2 separate regions of the Homo sapiens genome follow, and region 1 is linked to region 2. A link is a contact called in ENCODE POLR2A ChIA-PET data. All regions are on one chromosome and are shown on one strand. Each heading gives the region's core, a stretch centred on a gene start or an enhancer-like site at or near the end of the contact. The rest is flanking DNA. Distances are from core to core; before and after follow the strand shown. Region 1 holds the start of PPM1A (protein phosphatase, Mg2+/Mn2+ dependent 1A). Region 2 holds the start of FBXO33 (F-box protein 33).

Region 1 (4,653 bases), core at 1,330-3,829, about 21 Mb before region 2:
ATAGCTTACAAGAACACAAGAACAGCTTTTCTAAAGAACCATCACCAACTTAGAATTTGTTAAATAAAACAGAACCGAGAAAGAAATCCAGCCTTAGAACACTGAAACATCTAAGTGCCTGACACATAACAGGCATTTATTTGGCAACGGTATGTTGACTAGACACACAATATTGATAAAAAAAAATTTTTAAATGTAGTAACTGGACAGTACATGTGATAATATAATCTGCCCAACTGGCTTTACTGATTTGGAAGCTGAAACTCAAAAGGTTAAAGGACTTGTCCATGGACACAGATATTTTGGAGCACAGCCATGACTAAACAATCCTTGTCTCCTACTGCACTGTTCCCTTCAACAGGTCATATACCTCAGCCCCTCATGTAAAAAGATACAATATGTACACAAAATACATAAAAAGATACAAGCCAAATAAAAAGCAATTTGATGACTATTATTTCTCAAATATAATTGAGGTAGTTAACTTCAAACATTATCAGTCTTAATACACCTTTCCCATAATATAATTACTTCACCGATCTAAAAATGTTTTATGATATCAAATTAAAATGTCTTAGGCAACTGCCATGTGCAGGAAGTTCATTATAGTTTCAATAATGTGGTACTGCTGTAAACTTCCAGGTTAAAAGTAATCATCCTTACATGACTGAAAGTTTAATCAGATACATATAAGTTACACATAACAAGAACAAAACTATAACACTAGGAAATGTTACTTTGTGCTTCAAATTATTTATTGGTAAAGAAAGCATTAAGTCAGTAAAAGCAGCATCTAAGAATAGAGAATCTCCTTATTTTCAATTTTCTCATTTGTAAAATAAGGAGTTACAGAAATACAATCTTTGGAAAAGGCCCAATATGTAGCAAGATAAAAGTATAAAAGTAAAGTGTTTCAAAGAGAGTTGGGGACCAAGCTATGCTAAATTCCCAAGTGCTCTGGAACCCTAAGTCTCAGCAGAGTAGTGTTTCAACAAATCCCTCCACTTTTCGGAGCGCAACACATGTAAAGTGGTTGTGTTTAAAACCCCAACGTGCAAGTTTGAAAAGACTGTTTTACAAAACAATTGTTAAAATGTCTAATTTCTCTCAATAATGTCAAAATCATTTCCTTTGAGAAAATGATACCTATCTCTCATACTCTTCCAACCACTTCTTAAAACACATTCAGCTCATTATTCCAATGAGCAGGAAACTTGCGGGGAGGTGGGGCTAGCACACAGATCCCATGGCTTGGACAACTGAAGCATGACTTTTGTGGATTTGTACCATGTGGTGTTTCAGGAGAGAAGAAAAATACCTCAGGTGATGAAATTTTCAAAACGTATCTAAAACTGCAGTTGGTAGAAGGCTCTCCACAGCCAGCTGTCTTTCAAGAAAAGGCTCCAAGTTTATTTAAAATCTACAAGCAGAACAGAACCATACCTCAACCAAGCTCTAACATCAAGAAGTTTTACCCGATTTACGTAGTTAAAAGGATAAGAAATCGGAATTTACTTCAATGGATTTGTTCGATGCCTTAATAATGAATGAACTAGAGGCATCACTCACTGACTTGAGTTCTGAAGGAGTCTCTCAGCCCTGCCCCCTGTAAAACCTTAAGCAATTTCTACAGAATTAGGTTTTTCGAGGCTAAGCCCGGTTCAAAGGAAGTCTCCCCGCCTCCCTCCCAGGGGCTGAAGCCCAGGACAGCCGGGGCGGCGCGCCCGAGCGGGTGGGGGCGCGGGGACGCCCCCTCCCCGCTCGGGAAAAGTTCTGCAGGCCGCTCTCCGGCCAGGCCGGCCTGCGGCCGTCGCCTGCTTCGCCGCCACAAACACCCATCTCGGCCGCGGACGGCCAGAGGGTCGCGCCCCCTCCCCGCGCCACCGCAACTAACACCCCGCCCCCGCCTCCCCGCCACCGCCCTCGCCGAGCGTTAACCCCTCGCCGTCCGCCGCCCGGCTCGGGGGAGGAGGCCGGCCAGGGGGTGGAGTTGTCGCGTCTCCTCCCGGGAGCGCCCGGGCAGACGCCCGGCTTGTTTACAGGCCCCAGGCCTGCCCGCCGCCGCCGCCGCGCAGGCCCGCACCGCCCGCCAGCCCGCCGTCGGCCCGAGCGCCGCACTTACCCGGAGCAGCCGCAGGCGGGCAGGTCCCTGGTCGGCCGAGGCGGCGGCGGCGGCAGCCGGGGAGGGGGTCACCGCGGCGGCGACGGCGGCAGCCGGGGGAGGGGTCACCGCTGCAGCGGCGGGCCAGGTCAGGCTGGGGAAGGGGCGGAGGAGGGGAGGAGCCGGGCTGCGTCCGGGCCCCCGGCTGTCGGCGCCCTCGCGGCTCAGATCATCCGGGCGTTGGAGAGGGAGGCAGAGAGCGGGTCCCGGAGAAGGAGGAGGAAGAGCCGAGGACTCATCGCTTTCGCGCCTCAGCTGTCTAGAGTCCCCCCACCCCCCCCTCCCCAACCACCCGTTCCGGAGCAACAGCCGCCTGAGGACCCGAAGCTGCGGGCCGGACGAGCGCCGAGACCACTGCTCTCTAGCTCCCGCGCGCGCTCCCGTCCCTAGCGCCGCCACCGCCGCCGCCGCCGCCTCTAGCGCGGCCCCGCGCAGGCGCGCTCACGACCGCGTCGCCCCTCCCCCACCCCTCCGCTCGCCCCGCCCCGCTGGCTCCGCCGCCGCTACAGCTGCGGCGCGGCGCGCAGCTACAGAGACCCGGATGTCGTTGGGCAGGAACTGCGGTGAGGGCTGGCGGGCGGGGGAGGGGCCGCCACAGATGACGTCACTGCCTTACCCAGCTTCTTTCTCTGCCGCTGCTGCTGCCGCCGCCTTTGCCTTACGGCCTGGAGCACCAGGCCGAAGCCGAAGGGAGCGTCCGGATCCCGGATAGCAGCCAGGACCCGGGCCTTCACGTTCCGGCGCCAGGGACTGGACAGAATGTGCGGCTATTAGGTGCCCAGTAGATCGACAGCCCCTCCGTGCCGGCCCTTGGCCAAGTAGGGACTCGGAAGCTACCCCTACGGCGTCCGCGCCCGGAGCCCTGGCTCTTCTACCTGCCTGCAGATACAAACCCCACTCCCTGCGAAGATGGTGTACACGCAGCCCCGAGCACAGACCCGAAGCTGTCCACCCTTCTTGGGCGCCGTCGCGGTCTGGCCGCTGCCCTTCGAACCCATGGTGGGTCCCAGGCAGCTGCCAGACCCCCCTACCCCAGAGTCCCACTCCTCCAGAGCCTTCCTCTCCCAGTGACCCCAGGAAGCCCAAGCAGGTGCCACGGCCACACACCTCGCGACCCAAAGGGCAGAGACACAAGCACGCTACCACCGCCCACCAATGTGCGAGTGCAACTGATTCACGCACGGGGCACATGCTCTGAGTTTCTGGCAGGTTTTCCCTCTATAGTTCAGGGGATTCCACATTGTATTTATTTGCACATGTTAGATAATCACGTGGTTCTGTCCCAGGGGACCTCCAACGACCTCCAATGAGGTAGGTTAAGGGAACAGGATTTTTCAAAATCAGGAGAATAATCAGAAACATAACAGCTGCTTCTATTAAGAGGTAGAGATGAGCTAAAGTTAATAGAAACTGCACGTGCCAGCGGCCAAAATCCAGTTTAGCTAGCTGGAAAACCCGACCCACGCTGCTTGCAGACGCCGGGGATAGAATGACAAACCCTAGGCAGCCAATGAATCGCAGCCTAGGAGCAGTACATCACCAGCACGGGTTCCCATTGGCTGGGGTGCCCTTCCCTCTCTTGTCAGCGGCTTAACCAGTTCACGAATTTGACCTACACCACATTCGCAGGAAAAGAAGTTAGAAGAAAAGTCCGTATTTTTAAAAGATGTTCTGATGCACACACAAACCAAAGACTTCATTGTAGAAGGCAGGTTCTTTTACTGGCCAAATTGAGTTCTGGCCAGTAAAAAAGGTAAATTTATGTTGAAGGCCTCTCTATTTTACTTGAGGAGCTCACTATAGCAATTTGCACCCTACTACTTTCTATCTCCTAAACCATTTTGTTGCCCCAACTCTTAGATCAAAAGCAACCTATTTATTCTTTCTGGCATTCAGCAAATATTTAGCTGCTGCTTTTAAAGTTGTAAAAAGCCATCTCTAATTTTCTCAACATGACTTTGGGGAAGGTTCTGTTTCCTTCACTTTTTTTTTTTTTTTTTTTTTTTTTTTTGAGACAGAGTCTCGCTCTTTCATCCAGGCTAGTACAGTGGCACAATCTCGGCTCACTGCAAGCTCCGCCTCCCGGGTTCATGCCATTCTCCTGCCTCAGCCTCCCGAGTAGCTGGGACTACAGGCGCCTGCCACCACGCCTGGCTAATTTTTTTGTATTTTTAGTTCAGACAGGGTTTCACCGTGTTGGCCAGGATGGTCTCGGTTTCCTGACCTCGTGATCCACCCTCCTCGGCCTCCCAAAGTGCTGGGATTACAGTCGTGAGCCACTGTTCCCGGCCAGAATTCCTTAGAAGATGATCGTGGATCATTTCCACATATACAAAATAAAAATAAAATTCACTATGCATTTGGTCTCAGTATCATCTGAGGATACATTTCCTAATTCTCCACATATCTCCCCGACCCCCCAAAAAAAGAAATTAGATCAGAGATCTTTGAAACGCTACCTTCTTGGAATCCTTAATACTCCAGGCAAGTAA
Region 2 (4,851 bases), core at 1,700-4,199:
AAACCAATGACGCGGTCCTCTGTCATGTAGCTCACCAACGCAGACTTCCTCCTCTAAAGATGAATTCCCTTCAATCCCTCATTTCTTTTTACTGTAATATGATTCCACTAGGAAACACTTCAATCCACCAGACAAGGGTGACGGGAATGAGGTACCCAGATCTACTGTCGCAGGAGGTTCCTGTGCCTCTAGGTAAATTTATGGGTGCATGCTAAGAGATAATTGGAAGGGTATTATGTCACCTCTACCTGTCAACAATGTCTGAAACCCAGACATCACTCAGAAAACTGTATTTTTTCAAGAAATATTAGAATTTAGGCAATTTTCATGTTTACTGGTAGCCTTGAACATCGTTTCATGATGCAGCTAAAATAAAATCTGTCATGGTTACTTTTTTCTATTATAAAATTGCAAGTGATTCAGTATAATAAAAGTTATATTTAACCCAAAGAAAGTTGCCAAACTTAAGCAAAAATGGAAAGAAAGCTATAGTAAGATATATTTAATACCCCAATTACCTAACTAGGAAAAACACTAAACTTAGCATGTTAGAAAAGGAGAAATATAAAAATATTAAGTGCTTAATTTATCTCTAAAAGAATTAACCATGAGTATAACAAGAAAAACAGAACAGACCATTGACTATCAACAGGCAGGCATATCAATCCACCAGAGCAGATACCTACCTTAATATTATAGTCCTATCCACCATTCGTTGCCTGGGTTTCAAATCCAAATAAGCATGGTGGTTGCTATAGTGACAATATGCCACTTTTGGAACCTGGAGCTTAGTACTACTAGGTACTTATGAGCTTCATAACGTCAGTACTTCCTCCCACACTCTGAATCATAGCTCAGATTTTATAACTTCACAAAATGTAATTCCATTCTGTCCTATATGAGTCAATTTTATTTTAGCAGTATAGAATATATGTCAAAAGAATCTAACTCACTTAACATGCTAAATATACATACTCAATATACATTTAATTAATAGTAAATATATTGGCCTGATAAGATAAATTTTGTGCAACCATTGGAATTCACTGATTTATTATTGAAACTGGGCAAGATTCACAGCTAATTCTTTAGCTTACAGTTGTTAAAATAGGATTCCTACCACACTTCATTTAAGAAGAAAGTTTGAAATTCTAAAATAATGAATTTCATTTATGGCAGACTGACATATTTTCATTTTACTCAGGAACCATTCCTAATAATTAAAGACTAATTATTAATGATCTCCAAGATGGTAGCTTGTTGCTAGCAAAATGCTAAGAAAAAAATATCAATCTCAAATTACAGTGCATTTCTAGAATATTAAAAAAAAAAAAGTCAGAGAACTGGAAACCCTCATACATGGCTGGTGGGAATGAAAAATGATGCAGCCACTTTGGAAAAAGTTTCCGTTTCTCAAAAAGTTATACATAGAACTACCCTACGACCCATCACTTTCATTCCTAGGTATCTACCCAAGACAAATTAAAACATACGTCCACATAAAGACTTGCACATGAATGTTCACAGCATTATTCATAACTCGAAACGACCTAAATGTCTGTAAACTGGTAAATGGGTAGTGTTTCATCCTGCCGAACCCACGACTGGGGTCGCCCTCTAAGAGTTCATTAAAATTAATAAGGTATAATTACCTAAAACTCTTGTAAACAGGGGCTCGAATAAGTAACCTATCACAATTGATAAACCACACCATGTTGTTGGCAACCTGATATGTGCAAGGCATTAAACGGAGAGCTTTGCCCTCAAAGGGTTAAGAACATCTAGAATGGGGGTCTCCTCTTTCGTCTTGGGAGCCCCCTCCGTCTGTCTCTGTAGTGGGGAGCTTCTTCCTTCAGCCTTCTTCCTTCTTTCTTGCCTATTAAATTCTCCGCTCCTTAAAACCAAAAAAAAAAAAAAAAGTCCAAAAAGTCTTGGTGTTTACCACAAAAGAACGATGCTATTCCAACATCACAGCCTCCCTAAAGCAACTCTCAATTATTACATAAAGAGGCAGCCTCCCTAAAGCAACCCTCGATTATTACATAAAGTCACTTAATCTTTTCTGACTTCACCACTCTTTGCAACCAGAGTTTACTTTGCAGTAGGCTGTGGTGAAGTTAGGGACATGGTTTGGAAAATCTAAGTTAGGGATACCAGGCAAAAAAAGAAGAAGAAGAAAGAAAAAAAATCAAAGCTCTGTCATTACTGTGAACTTTTCAACGAGAGCCTTAAATCTCAGCACAGGGAAAAGAGACCCTTCCTCAAGCCCTGGAGAAGAGGCTGGTCACAACCTGCGGATCTCAGATCCCTTTGCCAATTTTTTTCTCTCCCTCTGAATCCAAAGGGTGACGCTGTCCTCACTGCTTCCCCACACACCAGCGAGTGCGCGGAAGTCCACCTGCGTGGTTGGACCGAGGGGGCAGGTCCATTCGCGGCCTCCGCCACGCCCCACACCGCCCCTCCCGGCACAGCCCGCCGGGGTTAGCCCGCCCGTCCGCCAGCTCCCTCTCAGCGGCGCAATCTCAGGAATTCTTAACCCTACTCTGGGCAGGTGGGATGGCTGAGAAAGACCCTGCATGCCGCCACTTTGGCTCAGGGTCCTCAGCCCAAACTGAGAAACGTTTTACAAAGAAGCGTGACGACCTTTCGCACTAAACCAGAGTACCGCCACCTCCATCGACCGAGCGCCAAAATTAACCGACTTACAGATGTGACTGGGCGCAGCGGCCACCGTAAGGCGTAAGGGGTGCCAAGTGCCGGTTCCAGTCCCGCCCAGCCCCGCCCCGCCCCGCCCCGCCCAGCCCCGCCCCGCCCCGCGGCCTGCGTGCGTCAGAGATCACGTGCCGCGCCTCCCGTCCCTACAGGCAATCGGGCGCTCCCCTCTTCCGGAAGTCGCGCCGGTGCGCGCCGGACTCCTCCCACCAGCGGCGACGTCAAACTCAGCTCCTACCACTTCTCTGTCTCTGCCGACCGGCGCAGGGAGGGCTGCCTTTTCCTTACAGTACGCCTTGAGGCTTCCGGGCCGCTGAAGTTTACGAGCGAGGGCAGTGCAGTTACTCAGTGTGCCGGCCTCGGACGCACGTGAGTAGAGTTTGAGAAGACAGAGGCTGGCTCCCGGCAGGCCACGCCCGCAGAGGCCTTTCCCCCTCTCCACAACTTGTGTTCTACTTGGTTCCGCCGAGACCCACGACGGTTCCGCCCCCTTCTTCCTAGTCATTGATGTTGTTGTTCTTGTCAGTGCCGCAGCCCCGACCGCCGGGAGCTCGAACCCGAGCCGGGGCCGCCCGGGTGGCGCGGTGGCGGCGGCTGCGGCTGCAGCAGCTGCGACGGCTGCGGGGGCTGCTCCGGGTACTGCGGGGGCGGCCGGGAGCCGGCAGCCGGCGGCGGGGCCGGATGGCTCTGTGCGGGCAGGCGGCGGGCGCTGCGTCGCTGCCCAGCGAGCTGATCGTGCACATCTTCTCTTTTCTGCCGGCGCCCGACCGGCTGCGGGCCTCGGCCTCCTGCTCGCACTGGCGTGAGTGCCTCTTCTATCCGGCCCTGTGGCCCCAGCTCCGCATCTGCCTCCGCGTCTCGCCCGCGGAGCAGCCTCGGCTGGAATTCCTCATGCGCAAGTGCGGCTGGTTCGTGCGAGAGCTGCGTGTTGAATTCGCCGCCGAGAACTATCTGAGCGGCGGTGGCCCAGGGGACGGAGGTGGCGCGGACACCGGGACTGGAGGGGAGGAAGTCGAGGCCCTGCAGCTCTCAGCTCGTTGGCTGGAAGTGCTGCGCACCTACTTGGAGCTGGTGCTTTGCGTGCTGGTCAGCATCCGGAACAACAGGTAGGCTTGCCCTGAGCCCCGCCCCGCCCGGTAACGGGGGGTCGCTCCGTCCCCGCACCCCGACACAGATTCTGTGCATAATACGTGCCCGGCCAACTTCAGTGTTGCCTTCCTCAGTGACGGAGAGTGTTGGTTCTAACTAGGCGGTTTCCTTGAGCGGAAAGGCATAACGGGACTCATCACGATACTTTATAAACAGTGGTGGACGGGGTGTTTAACAGACACCACTTCTGGCGCCTTCCAGGCACTCATTCATCCTCTTGGTGGCCGTGGGATGGAGCTGACAGGCGCTGTCACTTTTCATTTTATATATGGGAGCGTTAAGACTGGGAGGGTGAGGCCTGTGGGTGAGCCTTGGAAGAAACAAAACATACACATAACACGATTTTCTGACTCTGAATCTGTTAGAAATAGTTCATGGTGAGGGAAGGAGTAGGTACTCATAGGACGCTGCCTAAAAGAAATTTTGTAACAGCCATTTTCTTACCAGAAATAGTTTCGGCTAACTGAACAAGGCCCGAAGAGGAGGAGGAGTGTTTGTTAAAGGGATTGGGGAAGAAGTTGATCTTCAGGGTTGAAAGTCCCTCCCCATACACCACCACACTCAACTTCTCCCCAGTAGTTCACCTAAAAGTAACAGTCGGGCGGAGGAGGCGGGCGGGCAGCGAGGGAGTTGGCCAGGGTCTGCAGAGGGTAAGCACATAACTGTTCTGGTTTTGCATCAGGACTTCACTGTAATTCCAGAACTAACGCCTTATATTCTGACCCAGTATCCCTCCCAATCATCATTTTTCTCCATCGCCACCTCCAAAACCCTATTAATTTAGATCTTCTTTATATGGATATTCTAAAGAACCTTACAGTAAAGCTCTTATTAGAAGAAAGTTTAGACGTTCACAAAAGGAGCACCTTACATAGTAAAAATACTTCAGCAGTTTCACATTCACTGTGTTGTTTGAGCCTCTCAGTGGCACTATGAGGCAGGGTAATGATAAATAACCCTGTTTTACAGAAAGGAAACTGACCCTTTATA

The links. ChIA-PET counts read pairs that join two places held with the same protein, here RNA polymerase II (POLR2A).
Region 1: POLR2A ChIA-PET joins it to region 2 with 11 read pairs in CD4-positive, alpha-beta T cell. The contact joins the promoter of PPM1A here to the promoter of FBXO33 in region 2. POLR2A ChIA-PET finds 5 or more read pairs at or near these places in 3 of 52 experiments (CD4-positive, alpha-beta T cell, CD4-positive, alpha-beta memory T cell and CD8-positive, alpha-beta T cell).

What each region holds. Positions count from the first base shown.
Region 1 is chr14:60,247,147-60,251,799 of GRCh38, reverse strand. It overlaps PPM1A (protein phosphatase, Mg2+/Mn2+ dependent 1A), which reads right to left and starts at 2,579. Exons shown (of 6, transcript NM_021003.5): 1 at 2,123-2,579. RefSeq lists silencers at 1,596-2,335, 2,536-2,635 and enhancers at 2,736-3,085, 3,146-3,195, 2,505-3,233, 3,776-4,025.
Region 2 is chr14:39,430,531-39,435,381 of GRCh38, reverse strand. It overlaps FBXO33 (F-box protein 33), which reads left to right and starts at 2,949. Exons shown (of 4, transcript NM_203301.4): 1 at 2,949-3,818. The coding sequence starts at 3,220. LOC105370461 (a long non-coding RNA gene) reads right to left here and starts at 2,943. Exons shown (of 8, transcript XR_007064121.1): 1 at 2,863-2,943. RefSeq lists silencers at 2,351-2,520, 3,261-3,390, 3,831-3,960 and an enhancer at 2,911-3,160.